2 separate regions of the Mus musculus genome follow, and region 1 is linked to region 2. Evidence: chromatin loops called from intact Hi-C (ENCODE). Cell type or tissue: gastrocnemius. All regions are shown on one strand. Links, peaks and the distances in the headings refer to the core of each region. The heading gives the core; the rest is flanking DNA.

The links. A loop is a pair of places that touch in the nucleus more often than their neighbours do. Peaks named below come from ENCODE experiments on the same cell type or tissue, not always from the same donor. Only the 100,000 strongest peaks of a DNase experiment are listed, where the experiment ranks them.
Region 1: it touches region 2 in a loop (2.7-fold over the local background); 5 of 42 quality-filtered maps call a loop at or near these places.

The regions. Positions count from the first base shown.
Region 1 is chr17:64,680,704-64,691,014 of GRCm38, forward strand. Man2a1 (mannosidase 2, alpha 1) reads left to right here. Exons shown (of 22, transcript NM_008549.2): 12 at 852-922. Among named protein-coding and RNA genes, the nearest start is that of Dreh, 81 kb to the right of the region's middle. In gastrocnemius, for the core only: no CTCF peak of the experiment used is centred there; DNase peaks (open chromatin) are centred at 1,461, 4,637 and 4,981; H3K27ac peaks cover 1,339 bases.
Region 2 is chr17:64,597,780-64,608,090 of GRCm38, forward strand. Man2a1 (mannosidase 2, alpha 1) reads left to right here and starts at 3,870. Exons shown (of 22, transcript NM_008549.2): 1 at 3,870-4,091. The coding sequence starts at 3,957. In gastrocnemius, for the core only: CTCF peaks have their summits at 2,343 (motif pointing left) and 4,626; DNase peaks (open chromatin) are centred at 2,346, 2,929, 3,692, 4,146 and 2 more places; H3K4me3 peaks cover 4,130 bases; H3K27ac peaks cover 4,691 bases.

The DNA.
Region 1 (10,311 bases), core at 1,098-9,097, 83 kb after region 2:
TTGTGAGCAGAAGAGCTACTACAGCAGGAAGTGCACGGAAGGGCTATGCTGCTCTTTGTCTGGGAAGAGCCATCTAGGAGGCTGATTAGCATCCTCTACTCCTCCTCCTGACGCCTCAGAGAGTTAAAGTTGTAACTTAGTTATCATTAGTATCTTTTATGAATTTGGGGACTTGGAATTTTATATGCAATTCGAAATTATACATTTGGAATTAGCGATGCAGCTTCACGATTTTCTTAGATGGATGCTTGTAATCAAGTCATGATTACAAATTTTCATTTTAAAGTGAAAAAAAAAAAAACCACAAGAAGAGGATGTCTGTTTCCTAAGGATGGGAGATAGAGGACACAAAGGTTGGAGGATGTTCTCAAGCTCGCAGATTTATTTGGTTCTAAAATGGAGCAACTCATTGTGCCATTGTGAACTCTTGCCCAGTAATGCATGATGTTCTTGAATCTGATGTTCTCTTTTTGCTTCTCTCTCTCTCTCTCTCTCTCCCTCTCTCTCTCTCTCTCTCTCTCTCTCTCTCTCTCTCTGTCTCTCTGTCTGTCTGTCTGTCTGTTTCTCTGTATGTCTCTGTCTCTCTGTGTCTCTCTCTCTGTCTTTCTCTCTCTCTCTGTCTCTCTGTCTGTTTCTCTGTATGTCTCTGTCTCTCTGTCTCTCTCTCACACACACACACATCAGGATTACTTGCTTTGAGTCTTAGCATGCTCCATGCACTTTGAAGGAGAATTTTTGTCTTCTGGTGTGCTCTTTTTTTAAAATTTTGCAAGGTAGCATTGGCTAGCTAATTTTGATGATTAGTTTTAAAAAGTAAAACTTGAAAAACACTATGCTTTTTCTTTTAACAGGATACGAAGCAAAGTTCACAAGATTCTCTGCCCCAAAAAATTATAATACAACTGAGCGCACAGGAGCCAAGGTAAGTGTGTGACTCCTTCTCGCTTCCCTGGCCCTTTGGCCTTTGTGCTTCTGACCTCTACTCAGCCTGTGTACTTCAAGGAAGCTTTTCATTAAATCAATTACTAATCAATTAAATTTTTTCTGAAGAAATAGGCTTTCTTCCATGACTGTCATATTCTGTGTTCAGAAAGAAGTTGCCACAAGAGATTCCTGTGTTTATGCTTGTAATGATTTTATAAATGGAAGTCAAGTGACAGAAAGTGTGTAGCTTGTGACCCAAGTATTTCCTTGTCTTTCTGATACTGTTGTCAGATATCTGCAGTAACCTTTTATGAAGTTTCTTGATTTTCCTTAATGCCCAATGTGAATTCTTCTAAAGAAGGAATTTAATTACTGCAGACCAAGGTTCCTTCTCTTATGCTTTCATAGGCTGACTGCCTTGCTGCTGATCAGGCCACGGCTCTGTTGGTGGACACGGAAGCTAACAGTCAAGTTGTTTATTAAACAAAAGCCAGGATTAAGGGTGGCTGCCTCTGACTTCTAAAAAAGAGTAGCTGTTTGCATTGGCACCCTCCCAGGCTTCTGTGTTTAGTGAATGAGAGTACACAGTTACTGCCCATGACTTAATTTTTATTGAGAAATGTTAACTCTTACACATTGAAGGGTAAAAGGAATCTTAAAGGCAATTTATGACTTTTAGCTGAGTATGATTTATTAAAATTATGAAAAATGAATAAAGCACCATTGAAGAGAGCACCATTACGATGAATGTGAGGTTGAGGCTGTGGTGAAGCGCTCACAAAGCCCATAGTGTTCAACGGCTTCACCAGCAGAGCCTTGCCCGGCTCATACCTGAGAACAAGAAATGGGGCTTCTTTAGCTACATGGATGCTTAAAATCTCCCCTAAGGGCACTAAATATTTTACTGCATAATGGAATAGGAGAAACATCAACTATGAAATGTTTTCTTTGTTTTAAAAGAAATAATTCTTGAGTGCATCTGAGGCTAGATGTCTGCTTTTTAATCATCATATAATAGTAAGCCCTTTGGCTTCAGGAATCATCACAGTAACCATTTTCCTATTTTCTGTTTTGACCTGGGAGGATCTTTGGTTTTGCTGGCCCTAAGGATTCTAAGTCCTTCCCCAGGTGACTGTGGCAGGTCCTGCTGCCCTTTCTGGGTACGTGTTGTGGTCGGTGGAGGCAGGCTAGTGTCTCAGCAGATCAGAGGGAGAAACACAATGCACAGCTGTTCCAGAGAAGGAGACGGGCTTTCACTCACATATTAGCACAGACAGAATTTTTAAGGATCTGGTAAAAGATGCCCTTGCCAACTCCTATGTAGTCAACGTTTTCACCCATGGTTTCTCTTCATAGACTTTCTGCCATAGGTCGTCGTCGCTGCGTCTGTAATCCCGTTGTTGGGTTCTGTTTCTGTCTCAGTTTCGTATGTGAGAACCTCATGACCATATCTACTTTCTCATTGTTGTTTTAAAATTTGGTTTTTACTTGGTATCTACAAATTACCTTAGTTGTTAATATACTAGTAAAATTGCCAAAGAACTAAAAGAATGTCAATGGCCTTTAGAGTAGAAGGACTTGACAGTTTCCCTTCTCTGGTCCTGTGAGGTAATAGCTATTCTGAGTCTCTAAATGGAAAATGTTAGAATTGAGGTACTGAGTTTTTTGTATTCTTTGTAAATCTTCTAAAATGTTCTTGAACTTAGCAGATTTTTAATGTAAATAAACAAAACATTTACAGTGGGGAAGATGACACACGCATATATATGTGTGTGTGTGTTTGTGTGTGTATTCATATTCATATTCATTTGGTACAGGTAAACTGTTATATGTAGTATTAATATTATGTGGGCCACTAGGAAATAAATTCTAAAAAGAGTCCTTAGAGAGTTGATCATGCGAAAGCAGTAGAAAGAATTCTTATATAAATTTAAATAATGCATGCAAATGAAGTTGATCATGTTGGTGATCATGTTATTAATTGTGACTGTGACCTAACATAATTTACTTCAGTGACATCAGTAACCTGCTGTGCATGGTTAATTCCCAAGGCTTGGTGAGTTGGAATTCATAGATTTTGTATAGCAGCAAATACATAAGAATTACCATGTAGGAACCTTGAATAAATTGTCCCAAGGGATGTTTGATTTCAGAAAGATTTTTTTCTTTCTGTTTCTCCTATACTCTATTTTCTAAGAAACTGACTGTAGTGTCTCCAAGGACATTAGTGCAGGGTGTGCGGGTAAGTCAGGTGACTTGAAGACTGAATTTCATCTATTCAGGAAAAACAAGAGTTAACCTCATCATCATGCAGGCCAGAAGGCCATGCACTGTTGCATGACCATTTATAAAGGCAGCTTTTATATAAGGTGGATTTTCTGAAACAGCACTAAGAATCAAAGTCATGTAATAATAACTTCATAAACCCAAGAATGGAAAAATTTCACGTAAATGCTTCGTTTTACTTCATTTGTGATGTTGCAACAGAAAACTGAATTTTAATGACCATAAATCTAAATGGTTCATGCTCTGGAGGTTTGAAAGTCCAAGGCAGATTTGCTGCGTCTTAGGATGGACTTGTGCTGAATCATCCTGTCATGTTGAGTCAGTCATCCCATACTGCCGAGTCATTCATCCCATACTGCTGAGTCAGTCATCCCATACTGCCGAGTCAGTCATCCCATACTGCTGAGTCATTCATCCCATACTGCTGAGTCAGTCATCCCAAACTGCTGAGTCAGTCATCCCATGGTAGATTAGCAAGTGATTGAGGTGGCAAATGCAACATTTTACCAGAAACTGCTTTCCAATAGTGAACCTCTGATACTAGGCAGTCCGCTCATGATGGCAAAGCCCTGATTGCCCAAACAGATCTTCAGGTTCTCAGCATTCCACACTGTTTACTTACTTAATATAAGAACATTCAAACCATGGCAGATGGTTTTAGCTTGAGATAAATTTATTTAAACTACCATTACAGATTTACCTGAAAGTGGTTTTACTTTTTAGTAAGACATTGATTGGCAAATAATCCTCTTATCCCATATTTTTCTTTTCTCCCATTCCTTCCCTTTTCACTTTTTTACTTGAGAGAGGGAGGGTGGAGAAAGAGAGAGAGATCGAAAGCGCACACCCGCACCATGCATATTGTCCGTGCCCTCTGTTGGTTGGACAACCACTCCTGGGCACCTCCCGCAGTCTCAAGTAGCATCCTCTGGTTTTCTAAACAAGTGCTTTCCTTTATTCTGTGTACTGGCCCCAGAATTCATTTTGACCTCACTTTTGTTCATTTCCAGTACTTTGTGAATGTAGTCTTCTAACTTTACCCCTTCTTCCTGACATCTGGCTCTCTGGTCCTTAGCTGCCTTTTTTTTTTTTTTTTTTCTGTTTTGAGTGACTGTAGTCTTTTGTCTTCAGCCTTTTATAGACATAATTTATTAACTGCAAGTACTGGTGGCATCTACTTAAAAACAGTGCTCTCAAAACATTCCTCATAACATTCTCCAGGAAATGTATTGCCTATTGTAGGAAGTAAGACAAATAGTCATGATTTAGCAATCTGTTTCCTTAAAAACAACGAGAAAACAAAAGTCATCTCAATTGTGTCACGTTGAATACAACTTATTATACCTCAGGGTTCTGGAGAACTGCTGGCCAGTTTCCACTTAGGGCAGAGATTGAGACCAAGCCTGGCAGGCCCGAATGTCTTGGCAGACTTGCTCGCCTGGCTGGAAATGGCAGCTGTCTGTGGGTGAGGGTTTATGTGGGGTCAGTCGTTTGCCAGCAGTCATTTACACATGTCCTCTCCAGAGTGTCTAGTTCTAAGAGGGAGTGCCTGAAGGAGTCTTAAGTCTACCCAGACAAAGCAAGTAGTTTTACAAAATACCATTGAGCTTATGTTGTGTTGGCCAACTTGTCCTGGGCATGGGCCGGCCCTGAGGTGCAGTAATGTACACACCGAGACTCCACTGGAGAAGACTGATTTTTCCTTTGGAAGTAGCATCAGTTGCAGATAGCTCCTTGCTTAGGGGTGGAGGTTGTGTCAACATCTCCACTCTCCATGCCAGAAGCTATTTGGCTTGAACCTGTTACAGGGCATGTGCACTCTGCCAGACTTTGTGAGCTCATGTGTTGTGGGTGGAAGGCCTCTTTCCTTGATGCCTTCCAGCCTCTCTGTCTGTTAGAGACATTATGCCTCCTCTTGCCACATAGATCCCTGAGGAAAGAGGGTTGATGAAGATATCCCATTCAGGACTGAGAACTTCAAAGCCTTTCACTCTCTATACTTTGTTCATGTGTAGGGGAGGATGTGGAGTTAGAGAAAACACTCATCTGATGTTGATGGTAATGCAGTCATGGTTCCCATCAGCTGCCAGAGGAAGCCATCTGATAATGCTCAAGGGAGACCCAGTCATTTGCACACTCAGGAATCCCATTGAAACCCTGAACTAGAAGTGATAAAATATACAACAGGGACTTATAGGGTAAAAATAAAAGAAAAATATATAAAATAAAAATTAAAAACAACCAGATAAAATTAAAAATAAATAAATAAATAAATAAATAAATAAATAAGAAAGGAAGAGCCCTGACATGACACTTTGAGACACGGAACCTGCAAAGATGGTGCCATTGAGTTAATCTTCTGTTGGCCATTTCAGATGGGATTGCAGCCTTCCCATAGAGTAGTTTGTTTCTCTCCATGTTCAGTAAGTTGTATAGGCATTGTTTTTGGCAAGGGGCCTTGTTATCAAGTGTGTGGAGAACAACCTGTAATGTTGGCAACAGCCTGGTTGTTTGGAGATTTCCCATGGGACCCTTTAGGACAATCAGTCAATTAGATGTAACCTAATGCTGTTGTAGAAGCCTCATTGAGTGACAAGAGATGGCCAGTTATGGCTTTGTTTTCCTCATTATTTTGTGATTTCGTCTAGATTGCCTTCATAGCTATATTTCGTGTATATATTTGAGGAAGCTTCTATTGTGTTAGGTTTCCATACTACTCTTCATATGGCTCTTAATTTTAGTTGTCTCTCCTTGATTTCCTTCCTCATTCTCTTCTTCCTTTGCCATCCCTTCTTGATCCTCCCATACACCCATAACCATCTGTTTTATTTCTCTTTTCTAGGTAGATCCATCTATCCCTTCACACCATCCTCTGTTCCTAATTTCTGTGGTTTTATGGATTGTGGCTTGGTTATCATTGATCTAATAGCTAATATCCACATATAAACAAATATATGCATTATATTTGTCTTTCTGGGTTTGGGTTATCTCACTCAGCATGATTTTTTTTCCTGGTTCCATTCATTTACCTGAAACTTTAATTTCATTTTCTTAACAGCTGAGTAATATTCCATTCTATAAGTGTACCCCATCTTCTATTTCCTTTCTTTAGTTGAGCAATATCTAGGCTGTTTTCAGTTCCTGTCTGTTGTGAATAGAGCAGCAGTAAACATGGTTGAACAAGTGTTTCTGTGGTAGGATAAAGCATCCTTTGGGTACATGTTCAAGAGTAGTATAGCTGGATCTTGAGGCAGATCGATTCCTAGCTTCTGGAGGAAGCTCCTTACTGATTTCTATAGTGCTTGGACAAGTCTGCATTCCCACCAACATCAGACAAGTGTCTTCTGTAATCCCCCATCCTCGCCAGCATGAGCTGTCGCTTGTGTTTTTGACCTGGCCAATTCTGACAAGTGTAAGATGAAATCTCACAGTCCTTTTGATTTGCATTTCCCCGGTGACTAAGGATCATGACCATTCCTTTAAGTGTTTCTCAGCCATTTGACTTTCCTCTTTTGAAAATTCTGTTAGTGTTCATGAAACCAAAAAAAAAAGATCTCGGGAGCACTGGCAGTGACCCCATCCCCACAGTCTGTGCTGCACACACTGGTGGAACTGGACAGAAAACCTGCCCACCCAGCAGCTGGAAGTGAATAAAGGTGTGAGTCATGAGATACAAGTATGAGATTAAACCTTTTCCTGTTTCTGAACTTTTACCCCAATAGCTTTGAAAACTTGGTATCTTGTCTTTAGAAGAGTAGAGTGCTTTTATACGGGAAGGCGCTGCTTTCTTAAGAAGTAGATGCACCCCTTTCTTCCTTGCCTAAAGCCTTTATTGAGCAGTCTCTACTTCATGGTACTTTCCAGTCCTTGTCTGGGTCTGCGGTACTTGGAAGTCCAGTGTATTTCTTTCCACCAAGCTTTGAGTTGTTATTTTTTTATGATTTAATTAATTTTTATGAAACTAATAAATTATAGAAAAGAGCTTCTTTTATATTAAGTTGTCTGTTTTGGAACGAGTCCATGAAACAGAGTCACTGAAGAACATTGGCCAAATGACTGAATAAGATATGGGAAGAATCCTAAAAAGATAAACACAATCTATCATCAGATTGCTCAGTATCTAAGTTCTTAGTGCACTGTACGAAACCCAAGCTTAATACTTGGTTTTATATATTTGGCTATGTAGAAAGTAATATATAAAACTTCAATTGGTAGTCTCATTATCAAAGCAAAGGCTTTGCTCTAACATCAGTAGTTTAGAATATGATACACATTCATGTGTTTTATGCTAGAGTAAAATGCTAAGAATAGTTATCTAAGGATTCGCTGCTTACACTTACAGGTCGACTTTACCTCTTTGATTTGACAGATCTGGTGCCAGCCTTGGTCACATTGATCACAATGCTTTCACTGAGTGTATTTTGTAATGAATTGGAAAACTGAATCTGCGAGGCATAAATGAGTTAGAAACACGATGAGACTGATGTTAGATCAATGATTGAGGGAAGTGTTTGCTCTAGGAAATTGCTGTTGTTGGCAGCATAGGCCAGATGTGATGCTCGGTGCTGAAGAGAGAAGCGCTCCATTCGTTCAGAGCCCCTGTGCTGAGGTGGAAGACTGAATATCAATCAGGCACTGCCATCTTGGATGCTAACCTTCTGGCAACTTGGTGTTGGCTGGATCTGCTTGTGAGCTTGCTGGTACTCCTTTCTGTCTTCTTTATATTCTTCATATTCTTTATATAAATGATTTAGTCCTTCCCCCTTCCCTCCCTCCCTCTCTCCTTCCTAACTTTCTTCCTCCCTTCCATTTCCTGCTATACATTTCCCTTGCTAAAATATTATTTCCATGGGTACAGAAAGTAGTTTGCTCTGGCAGTAAATTCCCTGGCAGATGCCTGACACATTGTAGGTTATTCAAAAATACTTGTCAGATTAACTCCATCTAGAAGGACTTCAACTAATATTAAGACAGAAAAGACGAAGGGAGCCTAAGCAGATACAGATTCTGGGTGGGTGGAGGTCTACTGCCTTGAGAATAAGTGAAGAGAAAAAAACTGTGGAAAACTCAGAAGTAGATTATGCAATGACTGGAAGTAGGAAACAAGAAAACATGAAACAAATTACCTCTTAAAAGATTTATTTTGAGAACATTAAAGAGAGGAAGTAGCTACCTAGACGTCGTGAAACCTGAGCATTGACCTCAAAGATGTGCATACTGAAATACAAAGCTAAAAAGGAAAAGGTTGATTGGAGATGTAGCTCAGTAGCAGAGTGATTTGTGTAGTATGTTTAAGTCCTGGGCTTAGTCTCAAATACTACACAGAATTAACAAAAGAAAGAAATTAGAGCTAGAAAATTAAAATAGAGGCAACAAGAAAAACCTAAAAAAAAAATCTAAATGGCTAGGCAGTATCAAAAAGGGGGAGTGATAAAGTGAAAACTGTTAGGGGGATAGTGACTGGATGTTCAGTAGGGATTCTAAACTGCAAGTGACATGAAAGACCATCGAGAGATGCACAGAGCAGGAAGAGGGTAGGCATGGAGGGCAGGATTCCAAGCCAAAGTCCTGATCTCCTATTGGGAAAAAGGACACAACAACAGGTAGTGAACACAGATAGGAGACTGATGGACAGCTCTTGGAAGCTAGACAGTTCTCAGAGAGGTGAGATGAAACCCCAAAAAGAAACTCTTTTCTGGTTTTCTAGCAAAGCAAAACAGAAAACTTTACAAAGAAGAACAGAGAAAAAATCCAGAGTCCATTAGCGAGGGAGTGGTGTAGTTTAGAGAGCTCTCCCCTCCCAAGAGCTGGCCAGTGATTAAAGCTACAACATAATAGAGATGGAAAATCCAGTTGGCTATAAGAAGGAGACATTTTAAAGAGGGGGAGAAAGAGAGTGGGCTGGAGAAAGGCGTGAAAAGTAGCATGTGGCAGATGGAGAAGATGCTAAGAAAACCCTCTCCTTGGCACTCATTGGGAATAGCAGAGATGCCATTTTTAAAAGAGCCAGGTGAGCACGCAGTTTGGTTGCTGGCAAGAGCTTCATTTGGGGGGAGTGGGGGACTGGAGCAAGTATTATGGGACCATGATATGAAATGTGACCAATGGAATTCCTTTAAACTACAAGGATTTTATTTTATTAGAATCTAGCCTGAGCCAGAACCTTTTATGGTCACAGGAAGAGATAGCAAGTAGATTTACTGACATCAAGAAGGACTGCCCAGTGGTGGAGCCAGCATTTGAAACTGGACTATAGAGGACCAACTACAATTGTGACTGCATTTGTGACTGAATGTCACAAAAACTGCTGAGAGGCTTGTCATGTATATGAGAGACAGGGAAAGAGTCATAGTCAAGACTGGAAGCATGAGCAGGCAAGAAGTGATCCTTAGATTCTATCCCCATCAGTTCTTTCACATCACATGTGTTTGGCCTCTGTATAATACCCAGCTGTATTGACCAGGACTTCTCTGTCCTGCTTTGCTCTTGAATTTTCATAGTGAGCCTACCTTTTGGTAATGACTATTTATGAGATAGTGTTCTATTCTCAGGTTACTACTGTGGATTGAACCCAACATTACAAACACCAGCTCAGCAAAGAAAAATAACAATTACTTAGTCTCTGTTGAACATTGAAAACACTTCCACTGAAAGAATGGAGTGATTAAAAAAAGATCCAACAGATGACCAAAGTAACCACAGATATGCAGGTTATAACACAAAAATAAAAGAAACGTCTCATATCAAGTAAGAGGACTGCTTCTAAAACTTAATTCTGGACCACTGAAGATGCCTTAGAGGATAAACACACCCATTATACAAGCCTGATGACCTGAGTTCTGGTCTCTGTAAGCCATTTGAAAATCTAGATATAGTTCTGTGCATCTGTAATCTATGTTTCTTTGGTGAGATGGAAAGCAAATGCAGGAACATCCTCTGGAATACATGTGAGGCCATAGTATGAGAGAGACCCATCCTCAAAACAAGATAGAAGGTGAAGAACATCTCTTGAATGTTTTCCTCAGACCTTCACATATGTGTCCTGATATATGCGCTTCCAAACTCACGTCTGCATAGAGCATGCACACATGCACACGCATG
Region 2 (10,311 bases), core at 1,117-9,116:
CATGACGCTCTGGCATCTCCGTCTCATACACTATCCACCAGTCAAGTCACCTCGGGTTGCGGGAGCTGAATGCTTGAGAGTAGAAACACATTTAAAAGTAGATCGACTTTCATTTTCTGCACATCAGTGCATTTGCTTGCAGGTATAGCTGTGCATCATATGCATACAGTACCCCAGGAGGCCACGGGAGGGCGTCAGGTCCTCTGGCGCTGGAGTCAGTGTCCCAGGTTGTCAGATTGGTGCTGGGAACCCAAGCCTTCTGTGGGAGCAACAAGTGCTCTTAAACATTGAGGCATCCTTCCAGCCCAGAGTAGGAATACATGTTTGCTACATTGTGTTACAGTCTTTATTTCATGGCCTCATATCTTTAGAAACCATTTCGAAGCATTGTTCCCAGATTTTTTGCTGACATATATTAGACACAATTGTAATTATTTTGTTATATGAATCATTGCTTCATTTTATTCCACAAGAACACACAGTCCAATGGGATCATATTCTCAGGTAGTTGGTTGTGGTGGTTTTAGGAAAGATGTGAATTCTGTGTCAAGGAATTTGCCCAGATAAAGACAATCACTTTTGGTAGACTTTCTTGAACAGATGAGTATTTTAGGAAAAAAAAATGCATACAACCCCCAAACCTGAAAGATGACAATTTTTTTTTTTTTGAGACAGGGTTTCTCTGTGTATCCCTGGCTGTCCTGGAACTCATTTTGTAGACCAGGCTGGCCTCGAACTCAGAAATCCACCTGCCTCTGCCTCCCAAGTGCTGGGAGTAAAGGCGTGTGCCACCGCCCGGCTTATAGTGATGTTTTACTTGCATGTAAGTCTGGGTACAACATGCGGTACTAGTGTTCAAAGAGACCAGAAGGTACTAGAATCCTCTGAGACTGAGGGATGGCCTACTGAGCTGACTGTATGTGGGTACAGGACCCAGGTCCTTTCTTTAGACCAGTGGTTCTCAACCTTCCTAAAACCTCCACCCTTTAATTCAGTTCCTCATGTTGTGGTGACTCCTAGACACATTTTTTTTTTGCTGCTACTTCATAACTATAATTTTATTACTGTTATGAATCATAATGTAAAATATCCGTGTTTCCTGAGACTCTTAGGTGACTCTTGTGAAAGGGAGCCTTCAAAGGGGTGGAGACCATAGATTGTGAACCACTGTTCTAGACAAACAGCCAGTGTCCTTAACCACTAAGCCATCTCTCCAGTCCAAAACGACAAGGGTTTTAAGCAAAGGAAACCTGGTCTGCTTAGCCACAGAATGACACCCTGCTTCGCTTGGCAAGGGAGACTTAGTCTGACTGTACAAGTCTGTGCTGGGGATGGGATGGGTCACAGAGAACAGAACTGCTAGTCCTAGCCTTGGCTAACTCATTCCAAATTTTAGGATTTTATCAATCACAAGTTAACCCATCAACTTTTTAGAGGAAGGAAAAACAAAAACAAAAACAAAAACAAAAAACCTTGCCATGTCTGAGAATTCAATAGTAACAATAAGTTCAGTGGCTCTAAAACCAAAGTAGAACATTTGATCTTCAGTTATAGAATTCTCCTTGCTACAAGAGGAATCGCTTTGATCCTCATACCTTAAGGATAGCTGATAGACAGGGACTTGCCATTTTTCTTATAAGCATTCGCAAGCACTCCAATGCCTACCACCACCATTGTTATTTAGTCACTTTCGTTGATGTCACCTAGTCCCCATGTACTCGCTCCATTGGCACGTCATCAGAATCAACCACAGGTGATGGCTTAATTAACTGTGATGCTCTTCATGACCCAAATTATCATTCTATTTTCCGTTGGCAAGGAGCTTGAGGCGAAAGTCAACCGATCTGACCTTTAAATCCGTCTTTATGGGTCTCTCTTGGGACTACTTCCTGGACACGGAGGGCTTAGTAAAACTAATTCTTAACTTTAATAGGGAGTTAAATAACCAAGAATTTCCTAGCAAGAAGAAAACCAGAAAGACTATAGACAGCAACTGTGGAGAGCAGGGCTTATAGTTACCTCTTGGACTGATAAAGGGCCCCCAAAAGATGGGTTTCCCATCCAGTCAAGGGCTAAGAGACAGACCTTATGGAGACAGCAGTATGGTTAATTGAAGAGCAGGCATCACTCTGATACTGTTCCCGAACTTGCTATACATTGTTAACAGGGTGCCAGGAAAGTATCCACGACCAACACCATTACAGAACTGTTGGCCAGGGGGGAGCTCTGTACTTGAAAAAGTCAGGAATGCTAGGAGAAACTGCTTATCAGATGTACTAGAACCAGGAAGCAAGTTCCTTTATTTCCTGTAATGTCTCTTCAGCACCCTCTACTGACACAGTGTCCCAGAAGGGTGAAGAGAAACCTCCTTAAAAGGCCCAGATTCATTTTCACAGAGTAGTGGAAAAGGGCGAATTTGGAGCTTGAGACCATAATTCAATAGTGGGTACAGGCATTTCTTAGATCCCCCTCTTACTAGATTTTGTCGCCAGATGTCTACATCTGCCTACAAGAGGCTTTGTCAGCCTCCCTTTTCCCCTGGTTTCACCAGGATGTCGCCAAAAGCAAGAGGAAAAGATGAGTCCTTTTTAGGCTCCTCAGATTTCTTGTCTACCTCCCCTTCCAGCCCTGCACAGACCCTTCCAAGGCAGGCTGATCTGGGCGTTCCAGGATAGAAGACGCGACAAGAGGATGGAATCTGGGGAATGAACCACTGTCGCTCTGGACCTTAGGCTGCTGGAGCCCTGGAGGCACCTCTCTGCTGGCCTCAATTCCTGCAAAGCCGCCTCCCTTGTCACTGAAGCCTCTTGAGGTCTTCCTACTGTCAGGGCCCAGTGAGGCAGGCGCTGGGCGGGCCTGGCGGGCGGCGCGCTGTGATTGGGCGCCAGGGGGCCCGCCCCCTCATCCCGGCGCGTCGGGAGGGGGCGGGGCCAGCCGGCTGCCCAGCTCCAGGGCTGCGGGCGCCTATTGACCCAACGGCCGCTGCGCCGCCGCCGCTGCCGCCGCCGCCGTCTCCTCCGGCTCGTGGCGGGCGGTACAGGAGCGCCGAGTGGCGCTGGGGAACCGGCTCTTCCTTTCGCGGCTGCCGCCGCCATCTCCGCGTTCTCGGGGCGGGAAGGAGGGGGTGCTCCACGGCTGCAGCTGGAGCGGGCTCCTCTCCGGGGACGGTCCTCTCCTCCTCCCTCGGCTTGCCTCCTCCCGGCGCTGCCCGCCCCCTGCGCCCTCCGCGTGCAGCCCGGGCCCGCGAGGGGGAAGGTAGGGGCGGCGGGGGCCGGGAGAGGCCGGGGATCGGACGCACACGCCGAGGAAAGTCCTGGATTGCAGCGCTCCGGCGCACAGGGTGCACCCGGGTCGGGCCCCCGCAGTAGCCGCGGCAGGAAGGGGTTCTTCGGCGGGCACGCGGGGGCGGTGTGGCGGGGGTGGGCCTGGGTGTCCCGGCGCTAAGTTGTGGGGCACGGCGCCTCCAGGTCCAGTTCCTTCTTCCGCGCGCTCCTTGCTCCCAGCGCCGCACACTCGGCCCCGGAGCCGCGGAACCCGCGCGTTCTCTGGGCGCGGAGGACACGCCTGCCCTTGTCGAGAAAACTTTTCCTGCCGACTCAGTCGTGCCGGCCCGTGGCAGGAAGTCGGGCAGAGACCTCTCCTCTGACTGCTCCGACCGCCCTACCGGGTAGCGCTATCCTGCAGGAAAGCAAGTTTGTGGGGACCTTTGCCTTGCTCTCCAGGAGTCTGCCTTGCAGGGACGGCCGGCCTTGGGGAGGGCAGCGGGCCAGGGCGTAGGCCGAGGGCGCGTGGTGGCTCCGGAGACGAGGTGCGGAGCGCAGCCGGGACCCGCGCCGTAGCGCGCGAAGGGTGTGCGGCCGGGAGCAGGGAGCCCTCGGCGATCGCCGGCTGGAGTCCTCAGTCTTCTGCCTCCTTCGGGTGAGGACCGCGTCCTGGCCCCGAGTCCATCGAGGAAAATGAAGTTAAGTCGCCAGTTCACCGTGTTTGGCAGCGCGATCTTCTGCGTCGTAATCTTCTCACTCTACCTGATGCTGGACAGGGGTCACTTGGACTACCCTCGGGGCCCGCGCCAGGAGGGCTCCTTTCCGCAGGTAAGCACCTGGTGGCGGGCGCAAGCTGGAGGGCTGGTCCCGGGGCTCGCACTTCTCGGCACCGGGGCAGGGTGAGGCCGCACCCGACGACCGGCAGAGCCTCATCCGGCTTGCTGAGGTTTCGGACCGCTGAGTTTGCAAAGTGCTGGGCGTCATGCGGTGGCAGCCTTGGCACCGGGCAAAAGAGGACATATTCCCACATTTGCACCCGGGCCTGTGGAAGTGGGCTCGGCCACCTGCTGGTGGGGAACCGGTGTGAGTGTCGCCCCTAAGCTAGCTCAGGGTTAAAGCTGCCAGAGGCCGCCCAGATCCCTGAACGCACCGAGGCGCGGAAATTGATTAAACACAGCCCACCTAGGCAGATTTCTGTTTCTGACCCCTTTCCCTTTCACTGTCTCTTAAGAGATAAAAAAGTTTATTTCCTGTTGCAGCCCTTTGAGATATGGATAGTAGGGTTGATTTTAGTGTCGTCATGCTTCAGCTGTTACCTCGGGTTGGTTTGGAGCAGAGTGGGGAAGCGCCTGTTATTCTCTCACTGGAAGCTGTGCGGCGCTCAGTTCTCTGCGGGGTGGTCCAGCTGGCAGAGGAGTTGAACAAACGACCCACCCGAAGTCTTTCAGGAAAAGTTACTAGCAAATAACAAGAAATGGATGCAATAGGTTCTGTGTGGGAGGTGACCACGTAGCAATTGAGAGTGGCCTTTACGGCTTTTCTCTGTTGACACACATACATTTTAGTAGAAGCAGATGTGTGGAGAAATCCGAAGAATCCAAGTGTTGACAAGCTAACAACTAGTTGACCAGAGCAATCTACAACCTACCCGAATAAGGCTGATGTTTTGCCTTTTTTTTTCTTTTAATATGACAGTTTAAATGACTGGAAATAGCCCTTGCCATTTCTTCTGATATGCCAGGGTCAATGGCTTGGTGGGAATTTAATGAAATCGGAACGAGGACTTGCGGATTCTGTCATTAGTACACAGCACTAGAAGTATTTTTTTCTTTTAGAAGTGTGGAAATAAAAAGCTGGCCACAGACAGATGTTTCCAAATGTTTACAGCTTCTGCTTCCCCTATAGAGCACAGAGAGAAAATATATAACACATGCTCTCTGCTGCCTTTAAATTTTGAACTTGGGAGTTTGCACCGGCCTTGTGCAAAGGCTGGAGTAAACTGGCAGCCAGGGCCCGGGAGATCTGAGCTTTGTCCCACATGCTCTCTAATTTTGGAGTTAAATGTACCTTTCTCCCCCCAACCCCATTTTCAGAGTTTTCTCTTTGCACGAAATATATAAATGGAACTCCTCTTGCCCAGTGACGTCTTAATAGTGTCCTCTAGCTTTGGCTGGGTGATCGCTTGAACATGATTTATGCGAACATCTGCATGGGGTTCTCTGGCAACCTTGACATTTCCCTCTGTTTCTAAAGCAGCGAGTGACTCATTCTGTTACTGAGACATCTCAGGCAGTTGGTTCTCCCATTTTCGTATGAACCCCCAGCTCACTGAGAAGTTGAGGGTTTGCCTAGAGTGTACAGCATTTGGCAGAGCGGTGGTGGTGACCTTAGGAAGTGGTGCGTTGTCTGTTCCGAGAGAGAGAGAGAGAGAGAGAGAGAGAGAGAGAGAGAGAGAGAGAGAGGTGGGGGGGGCTTGGGAGTGGCATCCTCTGTGCTTTATCTGGACTTCATTGTAGAGAGAAGGTTTAGAATAGGTGGGCCACTGAATCTCCCAGTAGCTAAACTCCATAAGCCCTCTTCGTAAGTCTCACGTGTTTGACCATTAACTTCATGTGATGAACCTATCTCCCCAGCTACTGCTCAGTTGGTGGGAAACTGAGGCTTGGGAGCTTCCTGAGCCCAAGGTCGCTTAGGCAAAGTCTGGGACTTGAACAGGCAGCTCTCAGAGTATAGTCTCAGAGTCACAAAGCTGTCTTGCTAGAACTGGGCTCCAGCCTGCCTGTTGTCGGAATTGTGTAGAACAGAAATAGACTTGCTGGTGGTGACTTAGCTTATGATCCACCCCCCACCCCCCCACCCCCGGAAAAGTAAGCTCTAGTATGAAGACAGAATGAATGTGGTCCTTTTCAGGGCTTCAGATTTACGCTTTCCCAGAGAGTCTTCTAATTTACTTTTACAGCCAAACATTATTACGATGCAAACCATTAGGAAGCAGAGCATCCAAACGTGCACATTCTTTCATTTTATTTCTATGTCTGCACTGTATGTTAACCTTAATTTCACAACAATCCCCAGCATTGTAAAACTATGTTGCCCTCCGTTTCTTGAACAGGTTTTGGTGCGATTCTTGAGTTTCAGTAGAGCTAATTTGGTCAGTGTATGCTGAGGTTGCTTGGTGACCTGTATCCACTCAACCAGAAAGGTTATCTTGTCCATTCTAGTTTCTCTCTCTTGATGTGGAAACTTCAGTTAGGTATGCGGTCCATTTGGTTTGCAAACTGTAGTTTTAGGCCATCCCCGGGTGAGAGCAATCTGTTTTTTGTTGTTCTTTGGACTTTTGTTCATTTACCTTCTTTAGCAACTCTTATTTCCTGCCACCTGTTCAGTCCTGGGGCAAGGGTAGGCACCGCCTCATCCATGCCCCGCCCCCTGCCCCTCATGCCCTCCCCCTGCCCCCCTCCCTCCAAATTTGGCCTGCCTAAGAAGAACCCTTAGAGGGCTTTCTCTTGAGTGTTACTTTAAGAATTCCTTATGGCCAAGGCAGCAGGTAGCCTACATTTTTAGAGTTATTTGATCTCAGTTTAAAAAAAAAAAAAAAAAGTAAAACCAAGCAAAAACAAACCTCCAGTCTGCCTGAGAGGTGGGCCAGACCTAATGCCTTGAAAATACTTTATGCTAGCTATGAGAAAGTCAGCAGACTGGGTGGAGAAATGTTTACATCTCCCTGGAAGGGCAGGCCATTCCAACAGGCAATCTCGTGTGCACAATAGAAATACCACTAGGCTCATGCTGCTATCTAGAGTATTAAGACAAGGAATCAGGATTTTTATAACAGAGAGTCGGTCTTTAACTAGTGTATCACATGATGTAGGGGCTGATGTTGCTTTTGAACATCTCTTCAGAAGTTGGAAAGTCATGAAAATGTACAGGCCAAGTCCAGACTTGATCTTTGGGCTCAGAGAACATTTATCAAGTGAGAAAAGTGAAAACGTGTTGAAGTAGTTGATTTGAAAGTTGTTATGATAAGAACTTTGGTGCTGTAAAAAAAACAAAAAACAAAACACAACAAAACACAGGATCTTGCAACTAGATGTATATATAGACGTATGCTTAAATGCTTCATACCACTTGGGAAACTGAGGCAGGAGTATTGGTGCATGTCCTGGGGCCAGCCTAAGCTATGTAGACATAAGCCAACACCCTCACAGAAGCAAAAACCACACCCATGATTTTTGAGTCCCACAAAGAACGTGTTAATAAAAATTGATCCACAGCAGTAAGTGTGATGAGATCTTCATCGCCCGGCTGCTGTATCCTTGTTTCTTATAAATTGTTTAGTCTGAAGCATATCTAATAAAAATGATCTCCTACCCCCTGCCCCCTCCGGGCAGTGCTGTACTGTATTTAGGACAACAGCCCTCGCTGCTTGGGTTTGTTTAGGGAGCATAATAGGGGGGTTGCCTGGGTTCCTGGGCTATAATGGTTGAGATCTAAGACTTCTGGGAAGGGATGGAGCTCTGATTGCAATCACGATTAGAAATTCAAGTATTGTGAGGTGGACCCTCTCCATCCCCTTCCGAGATTAGTAGTCTCTGGGACTCCTCTGCAAAGCACAGGTCTCAGACTTGAGCTTCTGGGAATAAAGTGGGCCAGATGCCCTGGCTATGTCTGATCCAAAGGCTTTTATTAACAGGTGTCATGATTGCATTCACTGAAAGGGGATTGTTCCATTAGTCATTCATTAGCCTTAAGGGATTGCTGGGCTCTGGACAGAACACTAATGAAGTGACCACTTCTGTATGGTTTTTACTCTGAGCTTGCTGTTGGTTTTGTGATGTTAGAACATTCACCTAAAAACTGAGGGGTGGTACTTGCTGGCCCCTCCCATTCTCCAGTTTTCTCTGTTCAGAGACCTCAGCTTCTCCTGGTTGTTTCCCTATTTCTATAGAAAACTCTTTAAGAAAATCAAAGGGTATTCATCTGCTCTGGTGAGCAGATTTCTGATTTCTGAAGGGGTCGTTATATTTTTGGACCTTGTTCCTTTGGGGTCAAGTGCCCCATGAGGCAGCCTCTTGATTGTAAGTGTTTCTCCAGAACTACAGAGAGGAATGCTGTAAAGTGGAGACCCTCACCTCCTTTTATAGTAGTTGATAGAAGATTGATCAAGGGAGGAAGCAGAACACTTGAATCCAAACAGGTTTTAATTGCCCTCCCTAAGCCCTTCCTAGTTTCGTGGTTGAAACCATGTTCCAGTTCAGACTTTGAGAATTGACAGCATTGATGTGGAACTCACACCCTGCCCTTTAATGATGCTGCTGGTGTTGCCTCCTGATACAGAAGAAGTAATTTATCTTGAATAAACTGTTGAGTAAGACTAGATGGAATATTGGAGAGAGAGTGTTTAAGGTCATATCATTTTATACAGATAACAAGTATCTAACAAAGTATCCTAAGCCTAACAGTATCTCCTAAGGAAACCCCCGTGTAGAGGTGCTGGGGTTTATAACTGCATGTGCTATCTTTCCTCCTCCACTCTAGGGCTTTATAACTCTTTGCTGTTGATACTTGGGTCAGATAATTCTTTGGTGTTGAGGCTTTCGTCTGTGTGGTAGGGTATCTGGCAGTACTCCGTTCTCTTCCTGGTATATACTGGCAGCCACTTGTCTTCTTTCTTGTCCTCATTTGTAGCAATCAGAAATCTTCCCAGACATCTGCTAGATATAAATAGCCTCTGTTTGGGGTTTGGGGGGACTACTGTCCCTACTGAAAATCAGTTTGGCTATGGTCTGGACAAAGGCCTATTTTTTTTTTTTTAACACAGTGTACTTTCTAGGTATTTTCCACTTTAGGAGAGTGAGACTGAAAGGCCCTGGTTCTAATGCTCAGAAGGATAAGAGGTATATTTACATATTCATACTGTATTTTTTTTTCCTCTGGATACATAAAATTCAGTGACATATCTAGGACCACAATATGTTACAGAAAACATACAGATACATCATGTTCGTGCACAAGGTAAAGAAAAAAATGGAAGGTTAACTTACCTTTGCCACCTGGTTGTACACGGTCTGATAAAAGCGACCTGTTCACATCGTAGCTCCTAGGTGGCTTTGCTTTCTCCAAGTTCATTGGAGGTTGGCAGAAGCCTCGATTTACTCTCCTTGCTGTTTAGAGGTAAGATACATAGATCATTTGCAAGCTTTATTTGAAAGTCTGAAGTTCTCTCAGCTTGGATTTCTTTTTGGGCAGTGTGATGATCTGGCTGATGCATTTCGAGTGCCTCCTTGAGATGCATAGAAGCGGGTGGGGTGGGGAACTGTGGAAGTAAGTGTTCACTGTGGCTTGCCTTCCAAACAATGTCTTTAAAGACCGGATGGGAGATGAGCAGGAAGCCTTGAGGTTGTTGTCCTTACGCCTAAACCAACTGTGAGGTAGATGATTGGCCTCGTGTCTTTGTAGGGCCACAGCTAAAAGGGATTTTTACATCTTTAATATTTCTTTTCATTTCATGTCCATAGCTAGTTGCGTGTGAATCCTCTTAGAACAGTCAAATAAATGGCTGGGCAGAAACCTTCTGGGCCACAAACCCCAAAACATTTATTACCTGATGCCTTTCAGAAGACGACTTGATAATCCTGGGTCTAAATTCTTCTCTTCGTTCTTCTCTGTTGTTGGAGGCAGACATTGTGCTGAAGCAAAAGGTAGAACCCTTGAAGATAAAATTCTTATAAATTGGGTATTAAATAAGCATTGGTCAAAATTTATATCTCAAAGGCAGGGTTCAAAACTTGTGTTTATCTGCATGCCTCATAGATTTCCAGGTATCCGTGGGGCATGTCCATGCTAGAGCACAGAGGCACGTGATACACGTAAGTTTCACCTGAGATTTAAAATTAATTAATTATTTACTTACTTTTTTACTTACTAGCATTGCTAATGTGCTAGGAATTGAACCTTGGGCCTTACACGTTAGGTAAGTGCTCTCCCACTGAACCACAATCCCATCACCACCCCACCTCCCTGTCCTTCTCCTTTCCTATTTTTATTT